Linked DNA regions of Homo sapiens: region 1 is linked to region 2. Evidence: read pairs that join two places in POLR2A ChIA-PET (ENCODE). Cell type or tissue: IMR-90. All regions are shown on one strand. Each heading gives the region's core, and the rest is flanking DNA. Links, peaks and the distances in the headings are about the cores only. Region 1 has its middle 16 kb from the start of UBE2K. Region 2 overlaps SMIM14 (small integral membrane protein 14).

Region 1 (8,335 bases), core at 179-8,178, 120 kb after region 2:
TCGTGAGCCACCGTGCCTGGCCAACTTTTTAATAATTTTTAATTTAATTTTTTTTTAGACAGTGTTGCTCTGTCACCCAGGCTGGAGTACAGTGGTGCAATCTCAGCTCACTGCCACCTCCGCTGCCTGGGTTTAAGTGATCCTCTCTTCTCAGTCTCCCAAGTAGCTGGGATTACAGGCACAAACCACCATGCCCAGCTAATTTTTGTATTTTTAGTAGAGACAGGATTTCACCATGTTGCTCAGGCTAGTCTCGAACTCCTGAGCTCAAGTGATCTGCCCACCTCGACCTCCCAAAGTGCTGGGATTACAATTTTTAACTTTATAATAACTATAGATTCATGGGAGGTTGCGAGGTTCCATGTGCCCTTCACCCAGTTTCCCCCAGTGGTTACCTCTCACATAAATACAGTACAATATCAAAACAAGGAATTTGACATTGTTGCAATGCGTGTGCATAGTTCTATGTCATTTTATCACATATGTAGATTTGTGTAACCACCACTACAATCAAGTCACTAGTTCTGAGATTTTACCTTACCTCCCTTTACATCCCTTTACCCTCCCTCATTTATGATTTAATTGTCTTAAGTATTTCCTCTATGTACATCGAGAACCACATTAGAAAGGGTTATTATTTTTGCTTCAACTGCCAAACATAACTTAGAAAATGCAAGAGAAGGAAAGTCTATTGTATTTACCTACAGTTTTCTTCTTTCCATGTTTTATCTTCCTTCCTGATGTTCCAAGATGTTCTCTTTTACTATTTCCTTTTTGTCTAGAGAACTTCTTTTTTTTTTGAGACGGAGTTTCGCTCTTGTTGCCCAGGCTGGAGTGCAATGGGGCGATCATTGGCCATTCTTTCAGGGTAGGTCTACTAGTGACAAATTTTTAGTTTTCCTTTATCTGAGAATGTCTTAATTTGCCTTCATATCTAAGGATATTGTCTCTGGATATAAAATTCTAGATTGACAGTTATTTTCTCTTAGTAATTCAAAAGTGTTGTGCCATCTTCCTTCTGGCCTCTGGTTTCTGATGAGAAATTTGCTGTTATTCCAGTTGTTTCTCCCACTGGGAGGTAATGTTTCATTTCTCTCTGACTGCTTTCAAGATGTCTCTTTGTCTTCAGTTTTCAGAAGTTTAACCATGGCGTGCCTTGCATGGATTTCTTTGAGTTTATCCAGTTTTCAGTTCAGTCAGCTTTAATTTGTAGGTTTATGGTTTGTTTGCCAAATTTGGACATTTTCAGTTATTATTTCTTCAAATACTTGTTTAGCGCTGCTTTCTTCCTCTTTTTATGAGACTTTTATGAGATGAAGTTTAGATTTTTTTGTTACAGTTCCACAGGTCCCCAAGTTTCTGTTAATTAACAAAAACCCATTTTTTCTCAGTTGTTTAGACTAGGTAATTTCAACTGCTCTGTCATCAAGTTCACTGATTCTTTCTTCTCTCCATTCTTTCTGTTGAGCCCACCCATTAAGATTTTTATTTGTGTTTTTGTTTTGTTTTGTTTTGTTTTGTTTTGAGATGGAGTCTCCCTCTGTTGCCCAGGTTGGAGTGCAGTGACACGATTTTGGCTGGCTGCAAACTCTGCCTCCAAGATTCAAGCCATTCTCCTGCCTCAGCCTCCCAAGTAGCTGGGATTACAGGCACCAGCCACCACACCTGGCTAATTTTTTTGGTAGAGACAGGGTTTCACCATTTTGGGCAGGCTGGTCTCAAGCTCCTGGCCTCAAGTGATCCACCCGCCTCGGCCTCCCAAAGTGCTGTGATTACAGGCATGAGCCACTGCATCCGGCCTCATTTTTTTAGTTCTAAATTCCCACTTGGTTCTCTTTTATATACTCTATTTCTTTTCTAAGATTTCCTATTTCTTTGCTAAGACTTTCTATTTTTTCATTTGCATTAAGCATGCTCATAATTGCTTGTTGGAGTATTTTTATGATGCCTACTTTAAAATCCTTGCCAAATGATTTAACATCTGTGACATGTTGGTGTTGGCATCTATTAATTGTCTTTTTCTCATTCATTTTGAAATCTTCTTGGGTTTTGATGAGTGACTTTTTAATTGAGACCTGGGTATTTGGAGTAGATCTTATTTATTTAATTAAATCTCATGTTGGGATCAGCCCTACCTCTGACACAGGGTGGGTTAAGGTGGGTGGAAGAATGTCCCTTCTTCCGCTCACAGTATCAACAGAGGAGAACCAGGTGAAAGTCCCGGTTCTCCTCTGTTGATACTATGGGTGGAAGAGGGACATTTCATTAGAGTGCTGGCTCCCCACATGGTCTCCACTGAGACAGTAAGGATATGTGTGGCCTTGTTACCAGTGAGAGATGGGGAAAGGACCTAGTGGTCCTGACTTTCCACTAGGCTTCCTCTGACATCACTTACAAGGAAGAAGGGTGACGGGTGTGGATGGAAGTCCAGGCTCCCTGTGTGGTCTCCACTGACACCATGGGGCATTCAATATTCTTTACCACCAGGCAGAGATGAAAGTCAATTTCCATTTGACTTTCTCTAACACTACCCTACAGGAGAGCTGGGCTGACACATCACAGCTTGGAAAGAATAGAAGTCTAGGCTCTCCAGTGGGCTTTTGCTGCTAATCATGTAGGTGGCCACAGTTTGGGTTTTTTTGTTTTTCTGTTTGTTTTGTTTTGTTTTGTTTTGTTTTCTTCTGTTATGCTTTACTAGAGTAGAGCATCTATTATCTAAAGCAGTGGTGTCCAACCTTTTGGCTTTCCTGGGCCACATTGGAAGAAAAAGAATTGTCTTGGGCCACACATAAAATACAATAACACTAATGATAGCTGATGAGCTTAAAAAAAAAAAAAAGAGGAGCCGGGCGCAGTGGCTCAGGCCTGTAATCCCAGCACTTTGGGAGGCTGAGGCAGGTGGATCACCTGAGGTTAGGAGTTCAAGACAAGTCTGGCCAACAAGGCGAAACCCCGTCTCTACTAAAAGTACACAAATTAGCCAGGCGTGATGGTGGGTGCCTGTAATCCCAGCTACTTGAGAGGCTGAGGAAGGAGAATCACTTGAACCAGGGAGGCAGAGGTTGCAGTAAGCCGAGATCGCACCACTGCACTCCAGCCTGGGCAACAAGAGAGAAACTCCGTCTCAAAAAAAAAAAAAAAAAAAAAAGAATTGCATAAAAATATCATAGTATTTTTAAGAAAGTTTACAAATTTGTGTTGGGCCACATTCAAAGCTGTCCTGGCCTGCATGTGGCCTGTGGGCTATGGGTTGGACAAGCTTGATCTAAAGGTTTTCTGTCTTGCTAGGCCACTCCTTTCCTGATCATTTGGCCCTTGGTTAGAGACAGCAGACTTAGCCAGATGCAGTGGCTCACGCCTGTAATCCTAACACTTTGGGAGGCCGAGGTGGGTGGATCCCTTGAGCCCAGGAGTTTGAGACCAGCCATAGGCAACATAGCAAAACCCAGTCTCTACAAAAAATACAAAAATTAGCTGAGCATGGTGGCATGCACCTGTGGTCCCAGCTACTCGGGAGGCTGAGATAGGGAAGAGGAGTTCAAGGCTGAAGTGAGCTATGATTGTGCCACTGCACTCCAGCCTGCATGACAGAGTGAGACCCTGTCTCAAAAAAAAAAAAAAAAAAGAGAGGGGAGGGCGGGGCTTGTGCAGGCTTTTCTTATGCCTTCTTTTTTGTCTGTGGCCATTGCTGTTTCTAGGTTGCTTGCTTTTTCAGTGTCTAGTCTGGGATATATGCAGTAAAAGAAAACCCAGGGAACTCAGTACCATGTTGTTCTTTGGGTATCAAGGTCTCTAGCTGGTCTGCTTTCTCTGCTAGACTTTTAAGTGTCTTCTTATATTTTGTTTTATATTCAATGTCCAAGGATCTTAGTTGCAACTAATAGAAGAAATAGGGAAAAGTGCATCTATTCAATTTCTTCCTAGAAGGAGAAGTCTATGTTAATTTTATTTATTTATTTGTTTTTATTTTTATTTTTATTTTTTTGAGACGGAGTTTTTCTCTTGTCCCCCAGGCTGGAGTGCAATGGCACGATCTTGGCTCACTGTAACCTCCGCCTTCTGGGTTCAAGCGATTCTCGTGCCTCAGCCTCTGAGCAGTTGGGATCACAAGCACCCACCACCACACCCAGCTAATTTTTGTATTTTTAGTAGAGACAGGGTTTCACCATGTTGGCCAAGCTGGTCTCGAACTCCTGACCTCAGGTGATCCATCTGCCTCGGCCTCCCAAAGTGTGTGAGCCACTGCGCCCGGCCTATGTTAACTTTTAAAATCCTCCTAATAATCCTATGTAGTAATCACTATTAGACCCATTTCAGATAGGGGAACTCAAGTATAGAGAAGTTAACTTATTTGCCCAAGATCACACAGCTAGTAAGTAGGGAGATAAGATTCAAACTGAGGCAATCTGGTGTCAGAGCCCATGGTCATGACTACCACATGGGCTTTTGATAGCCTTTCATTTATTTATCACTTTATACTCTCAAAGTACCATCACATTTAATTTCATTCATTATTAACCCTATCATATCAAATACTTACTGAGCACTCATTATGAAGAACTTTGTATTAGGTATCAGGATACAACAATGAAAAGACTTGGTTCCTGATTATAAAATGCTTACAGCCTAGTAAAGGGTACAGAAATATAAATAAATAACTGCAACAGAACATGATGAGTACTACAGTAGAGATATGTGGCAGATGTTGTGGCCACATGAAAGAGGATGTAACTTTGTTTGGAGAAGTCAGGCAAGTTTCACAGATTATTTTTATTTATTTATTTCGAGACAGGGTGTCACTCTGTTGCCCTGCCTGGAGTGCAATGGTGAGATCACAGCTCTCTGCAGCCTTGAACTCCTAAGTTCAAGCTATCCTCCCACCTCAACCTTCTGAGAGGCTAGGACTACAACCGTGCACCCCCATGCCCAGCTAATTTTTCTAAAAAAATTTTTGTAGAGACGCAATCTCACTATGTTGCCCAGGCTACAGATGACTAATTTGGATCTTGAAAGAAGGATAGGCTTTCAACAAGGGGATGAAAGGGAGAAAGAATTCCAGGCAGAGAGAACAGCATAAGCAATGGTATGGAAGCATGAAAATAGCATCTCTGGTAATGTCTGGTAAGCAGTAAATACAATGACATAGCCATTGTTCAAGGTGCACGTTGTAGGGTGGAAGATATTGTTGGCTTGCCCAAATTATCCTAACACTGCTTATTAAACAATTCATTATTTATCTACCAAATTTAAATCCCACATTTATCACATATTAAAACTTTATTAGTGGTGTCTCTGTCTGTTCTGGCTATATTGTCTGGTTTGATTCTTTTTTTTTTTTCTTTTTTTTTTTGGAAACAGTCTTGCTCTGTCGCCTAGGTTGGAGTACAGTGGTGCGATCTCAGCTCACTGCAATGTCCGCCTCCTGAGTTCAAGCAATTCTCCTGTCTCAGCCTCCTGAGTAGCTGGGACTACAGGCCTGTGCTACCACACCCGGCTAATTTTTTTTTTTTGTATTTACTTTAGTAGAGATGGGGTTTCACCATGTTGGCCAGGCCGATCTTGAACTCCTGACTTCAGGTGATCCCCCTGCCTCAGCCTCCCAAAGTGCTGGGATTACAGGCGTGAGCCACTGCGCCCAGCCCTGGTTTGATTAACAGCTTTAAAGTATACTTTGATATCTAATAGTGTGTTTCTTTTTTCTTCTTTTTTTTTAGAGATAGGGTCTCACTTTGTTGGCCAGGTTGATCTTCAACTCCTGGCCTCAAGCAATCCTCCTGCCTTAGCCACCCAAAGTGCTGGGGTTACAGGAGTGAGCCACGGTGCCTAGCCCTTTTTTCTTTCTTTTTTTTTCTTTTTTTGAGATGGAGTCTTGCTCTGTTGCCCAGGCTGGAGTGCAGTGGCACAATCTCAGCTCACTGCAAGCTCTGTCTCCCGAGTTCATGCCATTCTTCTGCCTCAGCCTCCCGAGTAGCTGGGACTACAGGCACCTGCCACCACGCCCGGCTAATTTTTTTGTATTTTTGGTAGAGACGGGGTTTCACCGTGTTAGCCAGGATGGTCTGGATCTCCTTGACCTTGTGATCCACCCGCTTCAGCCTCCCAAAGTGCTGGGATTACAGGCGTGAGCCACCCCGCCTGGCCCACCCATTTTTCTTTTTTAAAGACAGGATCTCTCTCTGTCGCAGGCTGGAGTGCGGTGGTACAATCACGTTCACTGCAATCTCAACCTCCTGGGCTCAAGCAATCCTCCCACCTCATCCTCCTGAATGGCTGGGACTATAGGAGCATGCCACCATGCCCGGCTAATTTTTTGTATTTTTTGTAGAGGTGGGATTTTGTTATATTGCCCAGACTGGTCTCAAACTGCTAGTCTCAAGTGATCCATGCACCTTAGCCTTTCAAAGTGCTGGGATTACAGGTGTGAACCACTGGGTATGAAATTTGTACATTATTTGAGAGAGATGTGAAAATCTTTAAAAATTTGGGTCTTCCGATAGGGAAATGTGCCTTTTATTTTTTCAAGGCTTCTCAGTAAAGTTTCATGTTTTTTTTAATGTATGTACTGCAAAATGATAATGTTTATTGTGAGATAATTATTTAAGTTTTATTTATGTATTATTTTTTAGAGACAAGATCTTGCTCTATTGCCCAGGTTGAGTGCAGTGGCACTATCATAGCTCATTGCAGCCTTGAACTCCTAGCCTCAAGCCATCCTCCTACCTCAGCCTCCTCAGTAGCTAGGAATTCAGGCGTGTGCCACCACACCTGACTGATTTTTTAATTTTTAATTTTTCGTGTGTGTAAGGATGGGGTCTTGCTGTGTTGCCCAGGCTGGTCTTGAACTCCTGGGCTCAAGCAATCCTCATGCCTTGGCCTCCCAAAGTATTGGGATTACAGGTGTGAGCCACAGCACCCAGCTTTTAGTTTTCTTTTGCGAAGACATAATTATTTTTTGTTTTGTTTTGTTTTGTTTGGAGATGGAGTCTGACTCTGTCTCCCAGGCTGTAGTGCAGTGGCGCAATCTCTGCTCACCGCAACCTTTGCCTCCAGGGTTCAAGAGATTCTCCTGCCTCAGCCTCCCGAGTAGCTGGGACTACAGGCGCCCGCCACCACGCGGGACTAATTTTTTATATTTTTAGTAGAGACGGGGTTTCACTGTGTTAGCCAGGATAGTTTCGATCTCCTGACCTCATGATCCGCCCACCTCGGCCTCCCAAAGTGCTGGGATTACAGACGAAGACATAATTGTTAAACTGATTTTTAAAATTATCATACAGATACAGAGTCAATCCTATTTCGGAATGCCGAAATAGGATTGCTACATTAGATACAAAACTGATCAGTGTTCTTTTTTTTTTTTTTTTTTTTTTTTGAGTTGGAGTCTCGCTCTGTCGCCCAGGCTGGAGTGCAGTGGCGCAATCTCGGCTCATTGCAAGCTCCGCCTCCTGGGTTCACGCCATTCTCCTGCCTCAGCTTCCCGAGTAGCTGGGACTACAGGCGCCCGCCACCACGCCCGGCTAATTTTTTGTATTTTTAGTAGAGACGGGGTTTCACGTGTTAGCCAGAATGGTCTCATATCCTGACCTCGTGATCCGGCCGCCTCGGCCTCCCAAAGTGCTGGGATCACAGGCGTGAGCCACAGCGCCCAGCCCTAAAACTGATCAGTGTTCTAAGGGGCAATAAAACACAACCTTTGTAAATGGTCATCCTCACTACCAACAGAAAGAAAAAAAAAATATTGCATCCCTGTTCATTTCTATAAATTAAGCTCTACTGTTAGAGGATTGGAAGGCATCTAGTCCCTAATCAATTATTAGTCGGAATTACATTTTCTGAGTCAGATGATCCTTGGGCAGCCTTATTTTAAAATGCTCTAAAAAATGCTCTAGCACAGAATAGCCAACACAATACTGAAGAAGAACAAAGTTGGAGAACATAGTTGGAGAAACACTTAAAGACTTTAAAGACACTTAAAGACTTACAACAATTCTACAAGGATTGACAGTGTGGTTTTGGAGAAAGAAAAGGCAAATACATATATCAATGGAACAGAATAGAGAGTCCAGAAATAGACCCATGCAAATACAGTAAACTGATCTTTTAAGGAGCAAAGGCAACTCAATGGAGAAAAGATAGTCTTTTCACAAATAATGCTGGAACAATTGGACATCTAGTTGCAAAAACATGCACTTAGACACTAACCTTACATCTTTCAGTACCATAAAACTTCTAGAAGATAACATAGGAGAAAATCTAGGTGACCTTGGGTTGGCATTACATTTTTTTTTTAACTTTTAAGTTGAGGGCTACAACATACAGGTTTGTTATATAGATA
Region 2 (8,335 bases), core at 228-8,227:
TTCGTTTTGATTTTTTTTCTTTCTATGCTACATATCTAAATGTTCTATTCCTTAAAAAACAAAGCAAAACATTGACCAATTAACACTGCACATTTGCTTTCTCTTATATAAAAAATGAGTCTAACTGAACTTCTGATATCAACACCACAACACTGGAGAAAAGAAACAATTATTTTAGGAATTCCACAAGGTAAAGGTTGGAAAAGAGAATTAGTGGGATAATTTGGTATACAAGTGAATCTGGCCGGGCATGGTGGCTCATGCCTGTAATACCAGCACTTTGGGAGGCAAATGCAGGCACAGCACCTGAGGTTAGGAGTTCAAGACCAGCCTGGCCAACGTGGCGAAACCCTGTATCTACTAAAAATACAAAAATTAGCCAGGTGTGGTGACACACATCTGTAATGCCAGTACTTCGGGAGGCCGAGGCAGGCACATCACTTGAGGTCAGGAATTTGAGACCAGCCTGGCCAACATGGTGAAACCCCATCTCTACTAAAAATCCAAAAATTAGCCAGATGTGGTGGCGTGCACCTGTAATCCCAGCTACTCGGTAGGTGGAGGCAGGAGAATCACTTGAACCTGGGAGGCAGAGGCTGCAGTGAGCTGAGATTGTACCAATGCACTTCAGCCTGGAGGACAGAGTGAGACTCCATCTCAAAAAAAAAAACAACAAAAACAAGCAAATCTATCATGGAAATTTTCCTTTTTTTTTTTTTTTTTTTTTGATGCTCTATTACCTTATAGTTTTTTAATTATAAATTTTAACATTTATTTAAATTGACAAATAAAAATTGTATATATTTGTCATATACAACATGTTTTGAAATATGTATACATTTGTAGAATGGCTAAATAGAGGTAACTGGCAAATTCATGGAATTTTTTTTTTTTTTTTTTTTTTGAGACGAAGTTTCACTCTCACCGCCTAGCCTGGAGTGCAATGGCACGATCTTGGCTCACTGCAACCTCCATCTCCTGGGTTCAAGCAATTCTCTTGCCTCAGCCTCCCGAGTAGCTGGGATTACAGGTGCCCACCACCAGGCCCAGCTAATTTTTGTATTTTTACTAGAGACAGGGTTTCACCATGTTGGCCAGGCTGGTCTCGAACTCCTGACCTCAGGTGATCCGCCCATCTTGGCCTCCCAAAGTGCTGGAATTACAGGCATGAGCCACCGCGCCCGGCCTCATGGAAATATTTTTAAAGAGATAATATTCAAATTCAGTGTTAAAAAAAAAACATAAATACTGGTTCTGAAAAGGATTAAAAGGAATCCTTTAACAGAGGTTCTTTTTTTTTTTGAGACATAGTCTCACTCTGTAGCCCAAGCTGGAGTGTGGTGGTGTGATCTTGGCTCACTGCAACCTCTGCCTCCTGAGCTCAAACGATTCTCATGCCTCGGCCTCCTGAGTAGCTGAGACTACAGGCGCATGCCACCATGTCTGGCTAATTTTTTGTATTTTAGTAGAGACAGGGTTTCACCATGTTGCCCAGGGTGGTCTTGAACACCGGAGCTCAGGTGATCCGCCCCCCTTGGCCTCCCAAAGTGCTGGGATTGCAGGCGTGAGCCACAGTGCCTGGCCAACAGAGGTTCTCTTAAAGATAGTCCTGAAAACTCCCTATTGGGTCACTTTATCATAGTTTTAATTTAGAAGGTTCTAAAAATGGTTGTAATCATGACTATCAAGATTTATCAACATGAATGATTCCGACCTCTCCTTTTGCCAGCTCAGCTGATTTACTGTGGTACAGAAATGGAAAATGGGTTTGAGAGAAATAGGATGGGAAAATGAGGAAAATAAAATAAGACAGGCTCAGTGTCTCTACTGAATAGCTAGGACAGAAGGGGGTCAAACATTTCAACTAAAGCTACTAAGAGTTTAGGGGCTGGAAGCATGAGAGGCAAGGGATCAACTGTGAGGTGGACAGAACTGGGTAGTGGAGGATTGAGACTTGAGCAATATTGCTGTGGATTATGAAATGGATTATTTTTGATGCTTCTCATGTGAGTAAAGATTAGAATTCAAGCCTGGGCAACCTGGCAAAACCCCATCTCTACAAAAAAATACAAAAAACTAGCCAGGTGTGCTAGTGCATGCCTGTGGTCCCAACTACTTGGGAGGCTGAGGTGGGAGCCTAGGAGGTGGAGGCTTCAGTGAGCTAAGATCGCACCAGTGCAGTCCAGCCTGGGCGGCACAGCAAGACCCTGTCTGAAAAAAAAAAAAAAGGATTGGAATTCATTTTCAAATTAATTTTGGGCTTCTGGTCTGTGCTTCTTTCTGCATTTAACTCCATAAAGATTAAGCTGTCAATTAAATCTTGGAATTGCAATATTTAATAGAACTACATAGGTAGAATACTCTATGAGTTAAATATAATTTAACTAATTTAGGTGTTTTAGTCAAAACCAAGTCCTTCCCTGCCCCAGGCCACATACATTCCCTTACCCAAAAAGCATTTAAAATCTGCAACACTTACATTATGAGGACTGGTTGGCTTTCCAGGTAGGCTGGATCCTCTTAGATTAGGAGGTCTCAGTAAGAACAAGATCAATGCAATAACCATCCAGGCTACCAAGATCATTGTAACACTGATGCCATTATCACCAGAGGGTCCCGGTACTAAAGACAAACAAAAAATGTAGCATGCTCACAATATTGTTAAAAGTAAAAACAAATTCTAATGTTTAAATGTCAGTTTCAATTACTGTATTAATATAAAAATTGTATTGATAAATTACAAAAGTACATATTATATCTTCAATTTCCCTTTCCCCCAGTGAGAACATCTAAAAAGTAAATGATGTTAAATAGTCATAAACCAAAACTTAGTAAGTTTTTGTTGTTTTTGTTTTTTGAGACAGGGTCTTGCTCTATCAAACAGGCTGGAGTGCGGTGGCACAACCATAGCTCACTACAGCCTTAACCTTCTATGTTCATGGGATCCTCTCACCTCAGCCTCCTGAGTAGCTGGGACTACAGGTGTGTGCCACCATGCCCCATGCACCTAATTTTTAATTTTTATTTTTAGTAGAGACACTATGTTGCCTGGGCTGGTCTCTAACAATTTTTTTTTTTTTTTTTGAGATGGAGTCTCACTCTGTTGCCAAGGCCAGAGTGCAGTGGGACAATGTTGGCTCACTGCAACCTCTGCCTCCCAAGTTCAAGCAATTCTGCCTCAGCCTCCTGAGTAGCTGGGATTACAGGCATGCGCCACCATGCCCAGCTAATTTTTGTATTTCTAGTTGAGACGGGGTTTCACCATGTTGGCCAGGCTGGTCTCGAACTCCTGACCTCAGGTGATCCACCTGCCTTGGCCTCCCAAAGGGCTGGGATTACAGGTGTGAGCCACTGTGTCCTGCCCCACACCCCTAATTTTTTTTAAAATTTTTAGTAGTGACGACGTCTCACTATGTTGCCTGGACTAGTCTCTAACACATTTTTTAATAGTATAATAATTCTTAATATTTTGGGGTAACAGAATCATTTGAGAATTTGATAAAAATTAAGAACTCTTTCCATTTTAAGAATTCATGGGGTCTTCAACTGAGGTCTTGCAAGGCAAGCCGGCCATGCCATGTTTGTAGATTAATGAGGCTAGGGGCCCTAACTTCCCTAAGATCTACTTTTCTAGCTACCTTCTGCCCTGTGTCTGGCACCTACATCCTTCATGATTGTTCTTTTTGATCCATTCTGGATTAAAAATAAATATGAAAAGCACTCATGTATACCAAATTCCACAATTTTGTATATAATTGTGGAAGGTTTAAGAACCCACAAAGCCACGAATCCATATGAATCCAAGTTAAGACCACAGAAAAAACACTCTCCTTTGGGGGGAAAAATCTGCTTCTTAATTACAGAGGCATCATGAAAAAGAAAGGGGACATCTGGGCTGCGTAATATATACATTAAAAGACCCCTTGAATTACAGTCTCAACCAAAGAGATTAATTTGACCTTCTTTTTCACACAAAGGAGTTGAATTCAGATCTAGATATTTTAAAATTTTATCAATTTTTCTCTTCTATCAATTTTTTCTATTTATCAAGAGAAAAATGCTAGACAGGGATGTATGTGCGTATACAGGCATCAGTTTTTCCTGGTTCCTTGACATAGCCACGTCTTATTTAATTTGAAATAACAAGTGCCTAGCACAGTGCCTGACCCATGATATGAGGTTAACAAATTTCTAATAAATGAAACGTAGATTTTTTATTGAAGTATATTAGAGAACTCAATTTTCAGAAATAAAAATGGCCAGGTGCACTGGCTCACGCCTGTAATCCCAGCACTTTGGAAGGCCAAGATGGGTGGATTGCTTGAGCTCAGGAATTCGAGACCAGCCTGGGCGATATGGTGAAACCCCATCTCTGAGGGAGAAGAAAAGGAAAAATCCATTAGGTAAACAGTTAAGGCTGGGCCCCTAGAAGTGCTTGCCTGAAAAATCACAGCTGCTGCAGCTGCACAGATAAGCCTGGACAGATAAGCAGCCAGTAAAGCAAACAAGCCTTTTTGTTCTTTGTACAATCAGTGAGCTCCCAGGAAAAAGTTTCCTCCCCTTTTCAGGCATATACACAGTGGGCTCCGTGGGAACTTGCATAGGGCGGAGTGGGCTTACCTAAAAAAACCCAGTTATACAAAGAAGAGAAGCTGTGCTTTGTGCTTAGAAACAATCCCACAGCTGGAAAAAGGGAGTTGCACAGACAGCTTTTCGAAAAAGAAAAATTACTCAATCAGTTACAAGGAGGAGAGCAGTTTCTTTTTTTTGTTTGTTTTTTTGAGACAGAGTCTTGCCCTGTCGTCCAAGCTGGAATACAATGGCATGTCAGCTCACTGCAACCTCCACCTCCCGGGTTCAAGCAATTCTCCTGTCTCAGTCTCCCCTGTAGCTGGGATTACAGGCACATGCCACCATGCCTGGCTAACTTTTTGTATCTTTAGTAGAGATGGGGTTTCACCATGTTGGCCAGGCTGGTCTCAAACTCCTGACCTCGTGATCTGCCTGCTTCGGCCTCCCAAAGTGCTGGGATTACAGGCATGAGCCACCGCGCCTGGCTGCAGTTTCTTATAAAAGCATTTTGCATTCAGCTGTAACCAAGCTATCCACTTGGACTCCCCTCTCTGCAGAGAGCTTTCTCCTTTTGCTTATTACATTTTCGCTCCAACTTCACCCTTGTGACCATGCTCCTTAATCATTTTAGAGGCGAGACAAAGAACTCAGGGTGATACCTCACAAGAGAAACCAATATATGAAGGTGCATTGGTGAGACTGCAACATCTCTACGAAAATTAGCTGGGTGGGGTGGCGTGAGCCTGTAGTCCCAGCTACCCAGGAGGCTGAGGCACGAGAATTGCTTGAACCCAGAAGGCAGAGGTTGTAGTGAGCTCAGATTACACCACTGCACTCCAGCCTGGGCGAGTGAGCAAGACCCTGTCAAAAAAAAAAAAGAAAAGAAAGGAAAAGAAAAAGAAATAAAAATTATAGATTAGATTTCTAGAGGAAAATGTAGTATCCCTAGGTGATTACTAAAACAGCTTGTCAAGACCACAGCTGTTTGGTTTTGATCTCCTTGCCTCAGGAAAAAGTAAAAGAAATCCAGATAAGATGTTGAAACTAATCTGATACACTGCATTGGGTCAGTGGGTCCAGGGCTCAATTCCACAAAAGGGAAGGAATTGGTGGCACTGCTGAGGCCAAAAGGCTAGTGATAAAAGCGGACAAAGTCAAGTTAAGAGTTGCGCTGGCCCTGCTGCAACGAAGTCTTATGGCAAACAAATTAGTACAAAATATATATTAAAAAGAGCTGAGCTGGCCTAAGAGCAGGATGGATAGGAATGTAGCCTCTGTTCCAAACCCAGTCACTTCCCTAGAAACAGCTAAACAGGCCGGGCGTGGCAGCTCATGTCTGTAATCCCAGCACTTTGAGAGGCCAAGGCGGGCAGATCCCTTGAACTCAGGAGTTTGAGACCAGCCTGGGCAACATGACAAAAACCCGTATCTACAAAAAATTAAAAAAAAAAAATAGCCGGGTGTGGTGGTGTGTGCCTGCGGTCCCAGCTACTCAGGAGGCTGAGGTGGGAGGATGGCTTGAGCCCAGGAGGTGGAGGTTGCAGTGAGCTGTAATTGCACCACTGCACTCCAGCCTGGGCAACAGAGCCAGACACTGTCTCAAAACATAAACAAAAACAAAAACAAACACTTTCTTCCATTGTCTTCTGTGTCACTACCATTGTCTAACAGTTGGACACTCCTTCATCAATAATTCTCTTTTTCTTTATATCAACAGTTCTTTTCTTTTCTTTTTTTTTTTTTTTTGAGATGGAATCTCGTTCTGTCACCAGGCTGGAGTGCAGTGGCGCGATCTCCGCTCACTACAACCTCTGCCTCCTGGGTTTTATTTGTAGTAGAGCTGGGATTTCACCATGTTGGCCAGGCTGTTCTCAAACTCCTGACCTCAGGTGATCCATCTGCCTTGGCCTCCGAAAATGCTGGGATTACAGGCATGAGCCACCGCAATCAGCCAACATCAATAGTTCTTAAACTATGGTATATATCAGAGTCAACTGAAAACTTCTTAAAAATGCAGAAATCCAGGAAGCACGAGGTCAAGAGATCACCCGTGAAGCAGAGGTTGCAGTGAGCTGAGATCGCGCCACTGCACTCCAGCCTGGCGACAGAGCAAGACCCCGTCTCAAACAAAACAAAACAAAATGCAGAAATCCCACCTTCCACTTAACATATTCAGTACTTTAGTATTCCAAACAAAAATCATGAGCATCTCCCCCGCCCTACCCCCTTCCACCCCAACTACCAAACTGGATCTCTGTTCATCCAGTTGCCCAGGGCAGAACCTAAGAAAACACCTTTTTTCTTTCTCAACAGCCCTGTATTTAATCCATCATGAAGTTTCTTGCAATTTTTCCTCCTAAATATCACTTGTATCTGCCCACTTTTAGCTCCATGTCCCCACCTGCTCAAGCTACCATAACCTCTTATCTGGTCTATTGCAGTGGCCTCTTAAGGGATCTCCCTATATCTACTCCTGCTTCCCCTGTGCTCTATATTGTTTCCAGAGTGATTTTTTTTTCTTTTTTTTTAAAAGCAAATACATGTTGAGTTTCCCTGTGTGAAATGCTTGGGAATACAAGTGTTTCAGAATTCGGATTTTTTCAGATTTGGGGATATATGCAATATACTTATTGGTTCAGCAGCCCTAATCCTAAAATCCAAAATCTGAAATGTTCCAATGAGCATTTCCTTTGAGCATCATGTCAGCACTGAATAAGTTTCAGATTTTGGAGCACTTCAAATTTTCAGATTAGGGATATTCAACCTATACTATTATTTTTATTTTAAATAATAGTTAAGGCCAGACCTGATGGGGCTCATGCCTGTAATCCCAGCACTTTGGGAGGCCAAGGCAGGAAGATCCCTTGAGCTCAGGAGCTCAAGACCAGCCTGGGCAAAATGGCTGGTGCTGAACTTCTGGCCTCATGCAATCCTCCTGCCTTGGTTTCCCAAAGAGCTGAGATTACAGGTGTCAGTCAGTAGTCATGCCCAGCCATGACTTTTTAATATTCTTTGCAAGTAAAAAATTCTGAAGCTTAAGAGAGTTAAACCTCAGATTCCAAGTTTACTAATTCTTATTTCTAGACAAAGGATCCCTGATTCTTTTTTAGAATCTCACGCCGGGCACGGTGGCTCACACCTGTAGTCCCAGCACTTTGGGAAGGTAAGGCAGGTGCATCACCTGAGGTCTGGAATTCAACACCAGCCTGGCCAACATGGTGTTGGCCATCTCTACCAAAGCCCATCTCTACTAAAAATACAAAAATTAGCCAAGCATGGTGGTGCACACCTGTAATCCCAGCTACTTGGGGGGTTGTAGCGGAAAAATTGCTCGAACCCGGAAGACAGGTCGCAGTGAGCCGAGATCGTGCCACTGCACTCCAGCCTGGGCAACATAGTGAGACTCCATCTCAACAACAACAACAACCAAATAGTAATGTCCACTTCTTTTTTAGAATCTCACAATAGTAATATGACTCGTAGTTCCCTTAACTATCTCCTAGCTTGGTTCCTATTGCAGCTTTTCCTTCTTGCTTACTGCTGCCAGAAAAGTCTGCTTAAAACTGTTCTTGGCTGGATACAGTGGCTCATGGCTGTGATCTCAGCACTCTAGGAGGCCGAGGCAGGAGGATCCCTGGAGCCCAGGCGTTTGAGACCAGCCTGGGCAACATAGTGAGACCCCTGTCTCTACAAAAAAAATTAAAAAATTAGCTGAGTGTGGTGGTGCAGGCCTGTAATCCCAGCTACTCGGGAGGCTGAGGTG

What was found. ChIA-PET counts read pairs that join two places held together with the same protein. Peaks named below come from ENCODE experiments on the same cell type or tissue, not always from the same donor. Only the 100,000 strongest peaks of a DNase experiment are listed, where the experiment ranks them.
Region 1: POLR2A ChIA-PET joins it to region 2 with 20 read pairs; 5 of 35 experiments call an interaction of 5 or more read pairs at or near these places.

What each region holds. Positions count from the first base shown.
Region 1 is chr4:39,677,599-39,685,933 of GRCh38, forward strand. No RefSeq gene overlaps it. Among named protein-coding and RNA genes, the nearest start is that of UBE2K, 16 kb to the right of the region's middle. In IMR-90, for the core only: no CTCF peak of the experiment used is centred there; no DNase peak of the experiment used is centred there.
Region 2 is chr4:39,553,949-39,562,283 of GRCh38, forward strand. SMIM14 (small integral membrane protein 14) reads right to left here. Exons shown (of 5, transcript NM_174921.3): 4 at 2,480-2,622. The region is part of intron 2 of UGDH-AS1 (UGDH antisense RNA 1); the gene reads left to right. Among named protein-coding and RNA genes, the nearest start is that of UGDH-AS1, 30 kb to the left of the region's middle. In IMR-90, for the core only: no CTCF peak of the experiment used is centred there; a DNase peak (open chromatin) is centred at 4,443; H3K27ac peaks cover 1,676 bases.